Regions from separate parts of the Homo sapiens genome. Here all the other regions are linked to region 1. The links are chromatin contacts, found by Hi-C or POLR2A ChIA-PET in ENCODE. All regions are on one chromosome and are shown on one strand. The core of a region is the stretch at or near the end of the contact, and the rest is flanking DNA. Distances in the headings are between cores, read along the strand shown.

Region 1 (3,808 bases), core at 469-2,968:
ACCATGCCTGGCCATTTCTACATTTTAAATATATGAAAGCACACTCAAAAGAACAAGCCTGATACAATGACTCCTCCATTTTATAGACACTCTGAATGAACTTTCCTAGGTTTGTAACAAGTCAACCCAGGCTAGGTGTGGTGGCTCACGTCGATAATCCCAGCACTCTGGGAGGCTGAGGTGGATGGATGACCTGAGGTCAGGAGTTTGAGACCAGCCTGACCAACATGATGAAACCCCATCTCTACTAAAGATACAAAAATTAGCTGGGTGTGGTGGCACGTGCCTTAGTCCCAGCTACTTGGGAGGCTGAGGAAGGAGAATCGCTTGAACCTGGGAGGCAGAGGTTGCGGTGAGCTGAGATCCTACCACTGCACTCCAGTCTGGGTGACAAAGTGAGACTCTGTCCCAAAAAAAATAAAATAAAATATAAAGAGTAAATTAGCTGGGTGTGGTGGTGCACACCTCTAATCCCAGCTACTCAGGAGGCTGAGGTGGGAGAATCACTTGAGCCTGGGAGCAGGGGTTGCAATGATCAGATGGCACCACTACACTCCAGCCTGGACAACAGAGCAAGACTGTCTAAAAAAAAAAAAAAAAGTCAACACAATTGTGTTATCATTAATCTGACGCAGGAGAAAAGAAGGAAGTAGGGTGAAGAGACAGATCCCAGGTACTCACGGGAGTTGGCATTGGCGATTTCATTGGTCTCATTGGGGTCTAACCAGACCTTCTTCTTGCCACAGCGGAGGACACTAGAGGCGAGCCTCTTCTGAAGCCTGAGCATACTAGACACACAGAAAACATGATTAGACTCTGAAAGCCAATCCTGGGCAAGAATGAACGTCCCCATCAAGACCTGCCCTTTGTGACCCACACCACAGCCGCGAAATAAGACTCTTCCCTAAATCATCTTTAAGGCTCTGGGCTATGCAGCTGGCCCCCTTGGGTTTAAGACTTCAAAACCCACGCTATGCCTTCACCTCTCGGAGCCTCATGTTCGCATTTCTCCTCTGGAAAGTCAAGCCAAGGACTTATTGGATTGAATAGGGGGGTTATGCCATTTCTGGTACTCAGCGTTTAAAGAATATTCGAGGTGAGTAGACCTGATTTCTAGTCTAGGAATGCAGGCAAGTTACTCTGTTTTCTGGGCTTATTTCCCTGTTTTATCACAGTAACAAGCCTCGTTCGGCTATTCGCAGAGATTTCCTTTATGAGAGGCCAAAGGAGTGAATGGAGTCAAGAGTTAGAGATCACCTCTCTCGGCAGTCGGAGGCCTGGGGCCTACACTAGGCTTGCCCTACATCACGTGAAAGCAGAGATCGGCTCCGCTCCGGGTGTGCCAAGCAAGAAAGGGCCCACGGCTTGGTCTTGTTCGCTCCGTTTGCTCTGCTCGCGTGGGTCGACCGGACACGTGTGCGGTGCGGCACCAGCCGGGGCAGACTTTTCCTGGTCTCAGTTGCTGCGACGCTCCCCGCCCCCCCTCACTCCGGAGGCCCGGGACGAAAGTGCTCCGGCCTACCCCAAACCCCGGGACCGGCCGCTTTAGGGCGGCCTCCATTTCATCTCCCCCAACCCCAGCTGCGGTCCCAAGACCGACAGTCCCTTGTCGACACGCGTCAGCGCCTGATGGAGACCAGCTCGCCCTCACCTCATGGCTGCGGCCGCAGCAGCGAAAGGAAAGAGCTCGCTCGGGCCCGGCTCCTCCCATTATCTGCGAAGGGGAGAGCCCAAACCCTGCTCCAATTTCGTCCGTATTCCTGTCCGGTTCTTTCATCTTCTGCCACACTAAACTCACTCATAGCCTCCATATAGGCCTGAAATGATAAAAGTCAAATATCAGAAATCGGTTTTAAACTTAAAAACATAAAAAAGTACCCCTTCCGTAGGGAAAGTGGTATAGTCCGACTTCCTACTAGACATGCGCAGCAAGGGTTCCCAATCACGTGGTTATCTGTAACCGGAAGTCAGCTGGATTGCGCAGGCGGAGTGAGAGAGGTTTTGCTAGAGTGGCCTGGTGTTTGCGGGCGTTCGGGGGGTTGTGGGTGGATGTTTTATTAGCTGAGAAAAAATCAGTTAAAGAAGCGAGAGAGAATGACAACAGATATCAGACAAAGGCGAACTCTTATTCACTCTTGTAGTAGATTGAAAACCCCTGGAGTGCAGAATCGATCACTAAAAGATGTTAGTGTTTTTACGCCACTGCGGGTCTTGCAAGCTCTTGGAGGGCGGGAACTAGTCTCAGTCTCATTTGGCTCACAACTGTACTGCGGCAGGCATGGATCCGCGATCGAACACACCTCAGAAATACCGCACTGGCTGAATGGATGAATGATTGCAGAAAGTAAAATTAAAAAAAAAAAAAATTGGGTTGGGCTCGATGGCTCATGCCTGTAATCCCAGCACTTTGGGAGGCCAAGGCAGGCGGATCACTTGAGGTCAGGAGTTCGAGACCAGCCTGGCCAACATGGTGAAACCCTGTCTCCACTAAAAATACAAAAATTAGCCGGGCGTAGCGGCGCGTGCTTGTAATTCCAGCTACTGGGGAGGCTGAGGCAGGAGAATCGCTTGAACCCAGGAGGCGGAGGTTGCAGTGAGCCGAGATTGCGCCACTGCACTCCAGCCTGGGCAACAGAGTGAGACTCCGTCTCAAAAAAAAAAAAAAAGCAGTCCTTTTCTTCTGATCTGGAACACCCAATGTAAAAATCCAAGAAGAACATTCTGGGGTTTAAGAAGTCTACATCTGAATTGAGGCTCCAACTCATGATTGGTTCCTGCTGATCACCCTATCCGTTTCATCTCAACTTTCCTGGCTGAGAAAGTAGAAGAGAGAGAAAGGGAAGCAACATTTATGCTACTTCCTCACAACAACACGATTAGCGTTGCCCTCATTTTACAGCTAAGGTAACAGATTCAGAACACAGATATTTCTGATTGCAAAGCCCATACTTTTGCGGTTATGCCAGCCTTTCTTGTCTCCAAGGGGCAGGTGGAAACCCTGCTCAGGGTTGGAACTCTCCTGGAACGTTTCTAATGGGCTTCATCTTCACTCACTGCTCCGCCTTCCCCAAGGTGTTGTGATCAGAGGAATGACAGACTGACCATTCACTTGCTATTAGAGTTGGGTGAGGAGGAGGAGTCCCATAGTCTCCTGTCCTGCGGAACACAGCAAGGTGGTGGCCTTATTGTAAGGTCACTTGACCTGGAGAGGGTCTTCTCCATCTCTCCTTTCTGTGGAGCAGGAGAAGGGGTGGAGTAGGAAGGGAATGGGTCCTCCTGTCATGAGTGACCCCTTCATTGAAACTTACAGCTTCTCCAAACACCCCAGCAATTCATTTAATTCTCCCTCATCCTCCCAATAATACCAGGTGACACAGACTCCACAGTACCAGCAACCCCATTTTATAGGAGAGGAGGAAACTGATGCTCAGAGAGGTGATTTGTCCGGGGCTATACAACCAGAAACAGCCTGAGCCAAATTGGCGCCAGAGTCTATTGCCCAGAATCTCCTATTCCTCTTCTCTCCACCAGTCATGGTGGGTGGCATCCAGATCTTGGATGTTTCTCCCTAAATCAGGGGTAAAGGTGGCGCAATTCTAGGTCAAAGGTCATGAGATCTGATTTTACCAGCTTCTCCTCTCTCAGCTCCATATTTCTTCCTCTTTTCTCATCCAAGAGCAGGGACCTCACCCAGCCCCATTCCTGGCCTTTTGGAAGAACAGGGGTTGGGGGGGCGGTGTATCCTAGTGACTGATTAGGGCAGAACTCCTGGACCCCTGGGATTTATTTTGCTGTCTCTATTGGACAC
Region 2 (3,808 bases), core at 631-3,130, 490 kb before region 1:
AATTGGAATTTTCTTTTTCTTTTTTTTTTTTTTTTTGAGTTTCGCTCTTGTTGCCCAGGCTGGAGTGCGATGGCGCAATCTTGGCTCACCACAACCTCTGCCTCCCTGGGTTCAAGCGATTCTCCTGCCTCAGCCTCCTGAGTAGCTGGGATTACAGGCATGCACCACCACACCCAACTAATTTTGTATTTTTAGTAGAGATGGGGTTTCTCCATGTTGGTCAGGCTGGTCTCAAACTCCTAACCTCAGGTGATCCGTCCGCCTCGGCCTCCCAAAGTGCTGGGATTACAGGCGTGAGCCACCACCCCCAGCCTTACTTAGGAATTTTCTAAAGGGGAGACTCCCTATTTTGTCAGGATTTCATCCTCTTTAATCCTAAATGTCCATCTTTATATGAGGATCCTCATAAAAAGACTCATCCCAGAGTCACAGAAAGGACAAAATGAAATGAAAAAAGAAAAAAAAACAGTATTGTAAAAGAACTAATCTGTAAGATGCAAAGTAGTATTAGCACTGGATTTCCGGTCAGCTCCTGGAGGGCTAAGGGGTTGTTTTGTTCATTTCAGCTTCTCAGTCAGTATCAGTTGGGTGGTCAACTCCAGGGGACACTATTCATGTTATATTTAACTGGAAGAATTTGCCATTCACAGAAAAGGCAATGTGAATGCTGCTCCCCAGAGCACCATTCACAGAAAATGCAATGTGAATGGTGCCTCCTGGAGATTTTGCCTTGCTTAGCAAGGTGCTAGAGCTAAGGACTCAGAAATGTTTGTTAAGTGAGTGAATGGAATCCCAGGCTACTTCTTACTCATTCCAACCCCCAGGACGAAAAAGAAAAGTTGACAAGGGGTGAGGAGAGTGGGGGAGGAGAAAGGGTGATCCTTAGCTACAAGGCTTCTATGAGATTGGGTGTGGGTCGGTGCTGATGGGAGTGCAGGGGAGGTGAGCAGGGAGAGGATACTAAAGCAAGCGTCCTGTTCCCAGGGTTCCTAATTTTCCTAGAAATATTACTTCTCTCCGATCTCAGTGCAGAACCATACTGATGATTTTACAGCCCTGGATTTGTCAAGTTCTTATGTTGATGTATGCTGTTCATTCATTAAACAGAAGAACAAACAAACGCAGTTAGCGCCTACCATAAGCCAAATTCTGTGCTGGAGGTAGAGTGGTGAACAGGACAGCAAAGGTTCTACCCCGCATGGGGAAGCAATCACCCTCGGGAGGTGGTACTTCAATTGCGACTAGAAGAAAAAAGAAGAGTGAGTGATTCAGACCAGGCCAGGCAGTCAGGAAGCTTGAGGGACATAGCCCTCTGAAGCGGGTCTGGAGCAAGGGAGTGAGGGAGACCAGTGGACAGGGGCCAAATCAGGCAGGGTTTGTGGAGACTGTATTTTACCCAAGGTAATTGGGAGCCAGTAAATAATTTTAAGAAAAAAAAAGTGATATGGGCAAATTTTAATTTTTCAAAATGGAGCGCAGGTTGGAAGAGGCAAAAGTAGAGGCAGGGAGAGCCATTAAGAAGCTACTGCGGCTGTCTTGGCGACACATGATGGTGTCTTTAACCAGGGTGGTGCCAGAAGAGATGGAGAGAAGTGGATAGTTACAGGTACGTTTAGGAAGTAAAATCCGACAGGGGTGGTGACAGTAAACAGCCCTACCTCAAAAAAGATCATGGAAAACACTTCAGTTTGCTCATTAACCCATCAGGCGTCCGCCTTCCCTTAACCCTATCGCCTCGATATATGGACACAGCAGGGGGACGAGGGGCGGGGCAGGCGCCCACAAAAATCCGGGAACTTTAATTTAAACTGTGTGGACTTCAGCGGAGAGTAGAATAAAGAACACAGGAACTTCCGGTTACTCCGGAAGTGGAAGCTTCATACTCCTAAGCTCCTCCCCCGGCGGCGAGCCAGGGAGAAAGGATGGCCGGCCTGGCGGCGCGGTTGGTCCTGCTAGCTGGGGCAGCGGCGCTGGCGAGCGGCTCCCAGGGCGACCGTGAGCCGGTGTACCGCGACTGCGTACTGCAGTGCGAAGAGCAGAACTGCTCTGGGGGCGCTCTGAATCACTTCCGCTCCCGCCAGCCAATCTACATGAGTCTAGCAGGTAAGCCCCACCCCCACGGTAAGCCCCGCCCATTTGTCTTGCTCCCGCCCCCTGCGCCCCCAATACGCCTCTGCAATCCCTGAACCTTAGTTTCCCCACGAGGTCTCTTATGAATGTGAGTGAAGCCCCTAAGGTGATGAGAGCCTTACCAGCCTCTCTTACTTTCCCAGAAGCTTTCATTTACTTATTTGTTCAGTCAAAAGGGTATTTATTAAATACATTCGGGCCACAATGTCTAGGAATGGCACAGAAATCAGACCAGGGTCCCGCCCATTGGGACTCACAGTCCCCACGGGGACATGAGCCTTTTCAAGTGCAAGGCAGAGAATGATTTGAGCCCCTGAAAGACTCTTTGATTAGGAAGCATTTGGGATAGGAAGGTGTCAGTTCCGGCTTTGAAGACGTGGGGGCAGGGATCATCTTGGAACGTTTTGTTTGAAGGAGGGACTTTGGACTGGTACATTCGATTTGGACCATAGTGGGCAAAGAACCAACGTATTGAGCACTCACTGTGTGACAGGTGTCACAATATGTCAAGTAATTTTTATCACACCCTTTGAGATAGTTTCTCTAATCCCAGTTTTACAGATGGGGATTAGAGAGATTAAATGCCCTGCCCAAGGTCACACAGCCAGTATGTAGTAAAGTGGAGTTTCCAGTTCTGGCCTGTTTGACCACAAGCTTGTCCTCTTTACTATTATACCACTTTGCATTCCAGACAGAGGGAACAGAGAGAATGGATGCCCTGGGCAGATGTGGGCACATCCAGGAGCTTTATTTACTCAGGGAGCAGGGTACATGAACAGGAGTAGTGACCAATACGGTTGGAAAGGCAATTTGGAGCCTCAAAAGTCAGGTTGAAGAATTTGGGCTTCATTTTCATAGGAAGGGAGTAAGATAGCAAGAACTCCTTCCAGGAGAGTAAGAGCAAATCCTATATTCAGGAAGGACAAATATAAACCCAGGTTTCCATAGATGAGTTCATCAGATGCCAACATCTTGATGGACTTGAGCAAAAGGAGAGGAAATGTCTGCCAAGGTAGAAAGATCATCTGAGCCCTGGAGTTCAAGACTAGCCTAGGCAACATGACAAGATGCCTTCTCTACAAAAAATAAAAGAATTAGCCAGACATTGTGGTCTCGCTACTTGGGAGGCTGAGGTGGGAGGATCGTTTGAGCCCAGGAGGTCAAGGCTGTGGTGAGCCATGCTCTCCCCACTGCACTCCAGCCTGGATGAAAGAGCGAGACCCTGTCTCAAAAAAAAAAAAAAAAAAAAAATGCCGGGTGCGGTGGCTCGTGCCTGCAATCCCCGCACTTTAGGTGGCAGAGGCAGGCAGATAACCTGAGGTTGGGAGTTCAAGACCACCCTGACCAACATGGAGAAACCCCATCTCTACTAAAAATACAAAATTAGTTGGGTGTGGTGGTGCATGCCTGTAATCCCAGCTACTCGGGAGCCTGAGGCAGGAGAATCGCTTGAACCCAGGAGGCGGAGGTTGCAGTGAACCGAGATCGCACCATTGCACTCCAGCCTGGGCAACAAAAACAAAACTGTCTCAAAAAAACAAACAAAAAAAAGACGAATATCTCTAATTGCTCACTAAAATATGCATACATACGTACATACACCTTCCCCTATGTGTACATCTCATCATCTCTCATTCATTCAAAGGGGAAGCTAGAATTTTGAGATTTCTCCTGGTTC
Region 3 (3,808 bases), core at 951-3,450, 370 kb after region 1:
AGAGTTTTGCTCTTGTTGCCCAGGCTGGAGTGCAATGGCGCTATCTTGGCTCACCACAACCTCTGCCTCCTGGGTTCAAGTGATTCTCCTGCCTCAGCCTCCAGAGTAGCTGGGATTACAGGCATGTGCCACCACGCCCGGCTAATTTTGTATTTTTAGTAGAGACGGGGTTTCTCTATGTTGGTCAGGCTGGTCTCAAACTCCCAACCTCAGATGATCTGCCCGCCTCAGCCTCCCAAAAGTGCTGGGATTACACGCGTGAGCCACCGAGCCCAGCCTGTTTCTTTCTTTCTTTCTGTTTTTTTTGAGACAAAGTCTCACTCTTGTCGCCCAGGCTATAGTGCAGTGGTGCCATCTTGGCTCACAGCAACCTCCACCTCCTAGGGTCAAGTGATTCTCTTGTGTCAGCCTCCCAAGTAGCTGGGATTACAGGCACCCGCCACCACGCCCGGCTAATTTTTGTATTTTTAGTAGGATGGGGTTTTTCCATGTTGGCCAGGCTGGTCTCAAACTCCCAACATCAGGTGATCCACCCACCTGCCTCGGCCTCCCAAAGTGCTGGGATTACAGGAGTGAGCCACCGCGCCCGGGCAATAAGTATTTTTAAAAAGCCATAAGAACTAATAAGTGAATTTAGCAAGCCTGTAAAATAGAAGGTTACTATACAAAAGCACGTTCTTATCTATTAGTAGCAAACAATTGGAAAATTAAAATTTTTAAATTTTATTTAAAATAGCATCACAGGCCGGGTGCCTGTAATCCTTGCATTTTGGGAGGCCAAGGTAGGCGGATCACCTGAGGTCAGGGGTTCCAGACCAGCCTGGCCAACACGGTGAAATCCCATCTTTACTACAAACACAAAAATCAGTAGGTCGTGGTGGCGTATGCCTGTAATCCCAGCTACTCGGGAGGCTGAGGCAGGAGAATCGCTTGAACCCAGGAGGCGGAGGTTGCAGTGAGCTGGTATTGCGCCACTGTACTCCAGCCTGGGCAACAGAGTGAGATTCCGTCTCGAAATAAATAAATAAATAAATAAATAAATAAATAAATAAATAAATAAATAAATAAATAAAATAGCATCACAAAAAATACAACATTTAGAATAAATTTAACAAAAGATGTGCAAAACTTCTATTCTGAAAATTACAAAACAGGTCGGGCGCAGTGGCTCACACCTGTAATCCCAGCACTTTAGGAGGCCGAGGTAGGAGGATTGCTTGAGTCCAGGAGTTTGAGACAAGCCTGGGTAAGATGGCAAAACCCTGTTGCTACAAAAATAAAAATAGCCAGGCGCGGTGGCTTATGTCTGTAATCCCAACACTTTGGGAGGCTGAGGCGGGGAGATCACTTGAGGTCGAAATTCGAGACAAGCCTGAGCAACATGGTGAAACCCTGTCTCTACAAAAAATACAAAAATTAGCCGGGCGGGTGGCGGGCGCCTGTAATCCCAGCGACTTGGGAGGCTGAGGCAGGAGAATTGCTGTCCGGGAGGCGGAGGTTGCAGTCAGCTTCGACCGCAGCCTGGGAGAGCAAAACTCCTTCTCAAAAAACAAAAACAAAGGGAGAAGAAGAAAAAGAAAAAGAAAAAAGAAAAACATGCCAAAAACACATAGTAACTGAAGGGAAAGGAATCTGCCAGCTTCCCACTATGGGAAAATCTGCCACTGTGGAAGCTGGCAGATTTTAAAAGTTTGGCAAACGGAAGCTGATGGAATTTCGATTTGATGGTTTCTATTTAGCTTCGTAAAATAGGCCTGGCATAAGGGGATTTGCTGTGAGTCAAGGTCTGAGGAAAGCGCCAGTTTGCAAAGCCGTTTTGGAAAACTGGAGCGTGGGGGTGTGTGCAGGGTGAGGGGAGGAGGCCTAGTCTGGTCCACCTTAGGTCTAGCAGAGACTACGTGGAGCTTTGAGCCGAATGCCCTGGTGAGCTGCCATGGCAACACAGCCGTGGGCACAGGCCCACGGCAACCCATCACTGAACAGAGTTGTGGCGTTTCAACAGAGAGTCTGGGACATCAGGCAACGTGGCGACCCGAAGCAGCCAAAATGAGACCTCGACAGCAAAGGCCTCGACAGCGGAGCCCGGACCTTTGCAAAATCTGCAAGTAACGCCAACGTCACAAAGCGCGACCGAGCCCTGTACGTCATCGTTCCGCGACGCCGACGCGGTGAGATGACGCCCTCCCGGAAGTGACCTCTAGAGCGGTGGTGAAACTGGCAGTTGACGGCTCCTGGGACTAGATCCCGCGAGGTAGCCCCCGAACTATTTCTCTACGTTTTCTCTTGATCCTCCCGAAATCTTCCAGATCCGCGTAGTGAGGAATCGTCTCCACCGTCATGGGGGGCGGAGACCTGGTGAGTGGAGGGAGGCCTGGGCGGGGGAGGACTGAGGCCGGGACGGAAATTGGCAGGGGGTGGGGGTAGAGGAAGGAGTGGATAACCATGGCAACGCAGCTTTGCTTTCGCCGGGAGGAGGCCGTTGCCCTGAAGAGGGGATGGATCCTTAGGGCAATGGAGGGGTGGGACTGAGATTTGGGAAAGTCCGAGGTGTGTCGCGAACAGTGACAGGTGGTGTTTGCGTGTTTGTTGACTGCGGCTCTACCGGCTGTAAATTCTGGGAAGACCGGGGAGGGGGCGGATGGAGCCATGGCTAGGAAAGGAGGTAGATATGGAGGACGTGTCACCACACTTTGTTTTGTATATCTTGTCTTGCCACACACCTCTCTTCCTTGGGTGAGAGTTCAGAGTCATGTCCTGGACTGAAGTAGGGGTGGTTTGTGCCCCATTCTCCCTACCCTAAGCCATGCCCTGGGGTCGTTTTTTATTTTTTATTTTTTTGAGACGGAGTTTCTTGTTGCCCAGGCTGGAGTGCCATGGCGCGATCTCGGCTGACCGCAACCTTTCCCTCCTGGGTTCAAGCGATTCTCCTGCCTCAGCCTCCCGAGTAGCTGGGATTACAGGCATGCGCCACCACACCCGGCTAATTTTGTATTTTTAGTAGAGACAGGGTTTCTCCATGTTGGTCAGGCTGGTCTCGATCTGCCGACCTCAAGTGATCCGCCCGCCTCGGCCTCCCAGAGTGCTAGGATTACAAGGGTTAGCCACAGCGCCCGGCCCTGGGGTCCTTTTTAAGCCTGAAGGGATCTTCCTGTCCATCTTTCTGACTTCCACACCTCCTTCAGTGCTGGATTCTGATCTGTAGTGGCAGAGCTTGCTTTTGAATTCATACCACTTAATATAAGTTATGTGGCAATGTCTCTTAAACTGAAACGTTCATTTGTAAAGCGCTAAGGCCCCAAATAGGGTAAATGTACCCACAAGAGCATGGGGCAAGGTTGGGAAAATGCTAGCCTCCGGAAAGTGGAGCTAATTGAACCAGCAAGTAGATCAGCTTAGCCGCCTGCCCAGTAAACCTATTAGTTTGTCATGTGTTCTCAATCACAGTGAGTGCCAGGACTCCATCTAGTTTCATCCAATTTAGTGTATTCTTCACATAACTGCATTTAAGGACAGGAAAGCTCTAATCCAGGGTTTCTCAACATTAGCGCTCTTGACAGTTTGGCCTAGATAATTCTTTGGGGGTGTGTGGTAGTGGTGGTAGTTGGGCTGTCCTGTGCATTGTAGAATGTTTAGCAGCATCACTGGCCTCTAGCCACTAGACTGGAGCTATCCACTAACACCCGTCTCCACCAGTTGTGACAGCCAAAAATGACTCCAGAAGATTTTCTCCCTGGGGAGCAAAATAATCTATGCTTGAGGCAGGGAGGACAAGATGGGAAGGGTTAGAGGGAGAAAGAGGGAGGGAGTG

What was found. Hi-C counts contacts between places; a loop is a spot of excess contacts on that map. ChIA-PET counts read pairs that join two places held with the same protein, here RNA polymerase II (POLR2A). Pooled maps may share reads with other maps.
Region 2: a pooled map shows a loop between it and region 1 (19-fold over the local background). The contact joins the promoter of PGAP3 here to the promoter of RPL19 in region 1. A Hi-C loop is called at or near these places in 7 of 50 pooled maps. POLR2A ChIA-PET finds 5 or more read pairs at or near these places in 4 of 52 experiments (GM12878, HEK293, MCF 10A and 1 more).
Region 3: a pooled map shows a loop between it and region 1 (8-fold over the local background). The contact joins the promoter of CWC25 here to the promoter of RPL19 in region 1. A Hi-C loop is called at or near these places in 10 of 50 pooled maps. POLR2A ChIA-PET finds 5 or more read pairs at or near these places in 9 of 52 experiments (A673, CD4-positive, alpha-beta T cell, Caco-2 and 6 more).

What each region holds. Positions count from the first base shown.
Region 1 is chr17:39,198,193-39,202,000 of GRCh38, reverse strand. It overlaps RPL19 (ribosomal protein L19), which reads right to left and starts at 1,718. Exons shown (of 6, transcript NM_000981.4): 1 at 1,652-1,718; 2 at 682-788. The coding sequence starts at 1,656. LOC124903996 (a long non-coding RNA gene) reads left to right here and starts at 787. Exons shown (of 2, transcript XR_007065745.1): 1 at 787-1,096; 2 at 1,203-1,846.
Region 2 is chr17:39,686,129-39,689,936 of GRCh38, reverse strand. It overlaps PGAP3 (post-GPI attachment to proteins phospholipase 3), which reads left to right and starts at 1,880. Exons shown (of 8, transcript NM_033419.5): 1 at 1,880-2,103. The coding sequence starts at 1,923. It also overlaps a transcript of ERBB2 not described here. RefSeq lists a silencer at 507-801 and enhancers at 81-1,041, 1,752-1,861.
Region 3 is chr17:38,823,713-38,827,520 of GRCh38, reverse strand. It overlaps CWC25 (CWC25 spliceosome associated protein), which reads left to right and starts at 2,200. Exons shown (of 10, transcript NM_017748.5): 1 at 2,200-2,355. The coding sequence starts at 2,338. MIR4727 (microRNA 4727) reads right to left here and starts at 1,683; the gene lies at 1,629-1,683. RefSeq lists an enhancer at 2,861-3,492.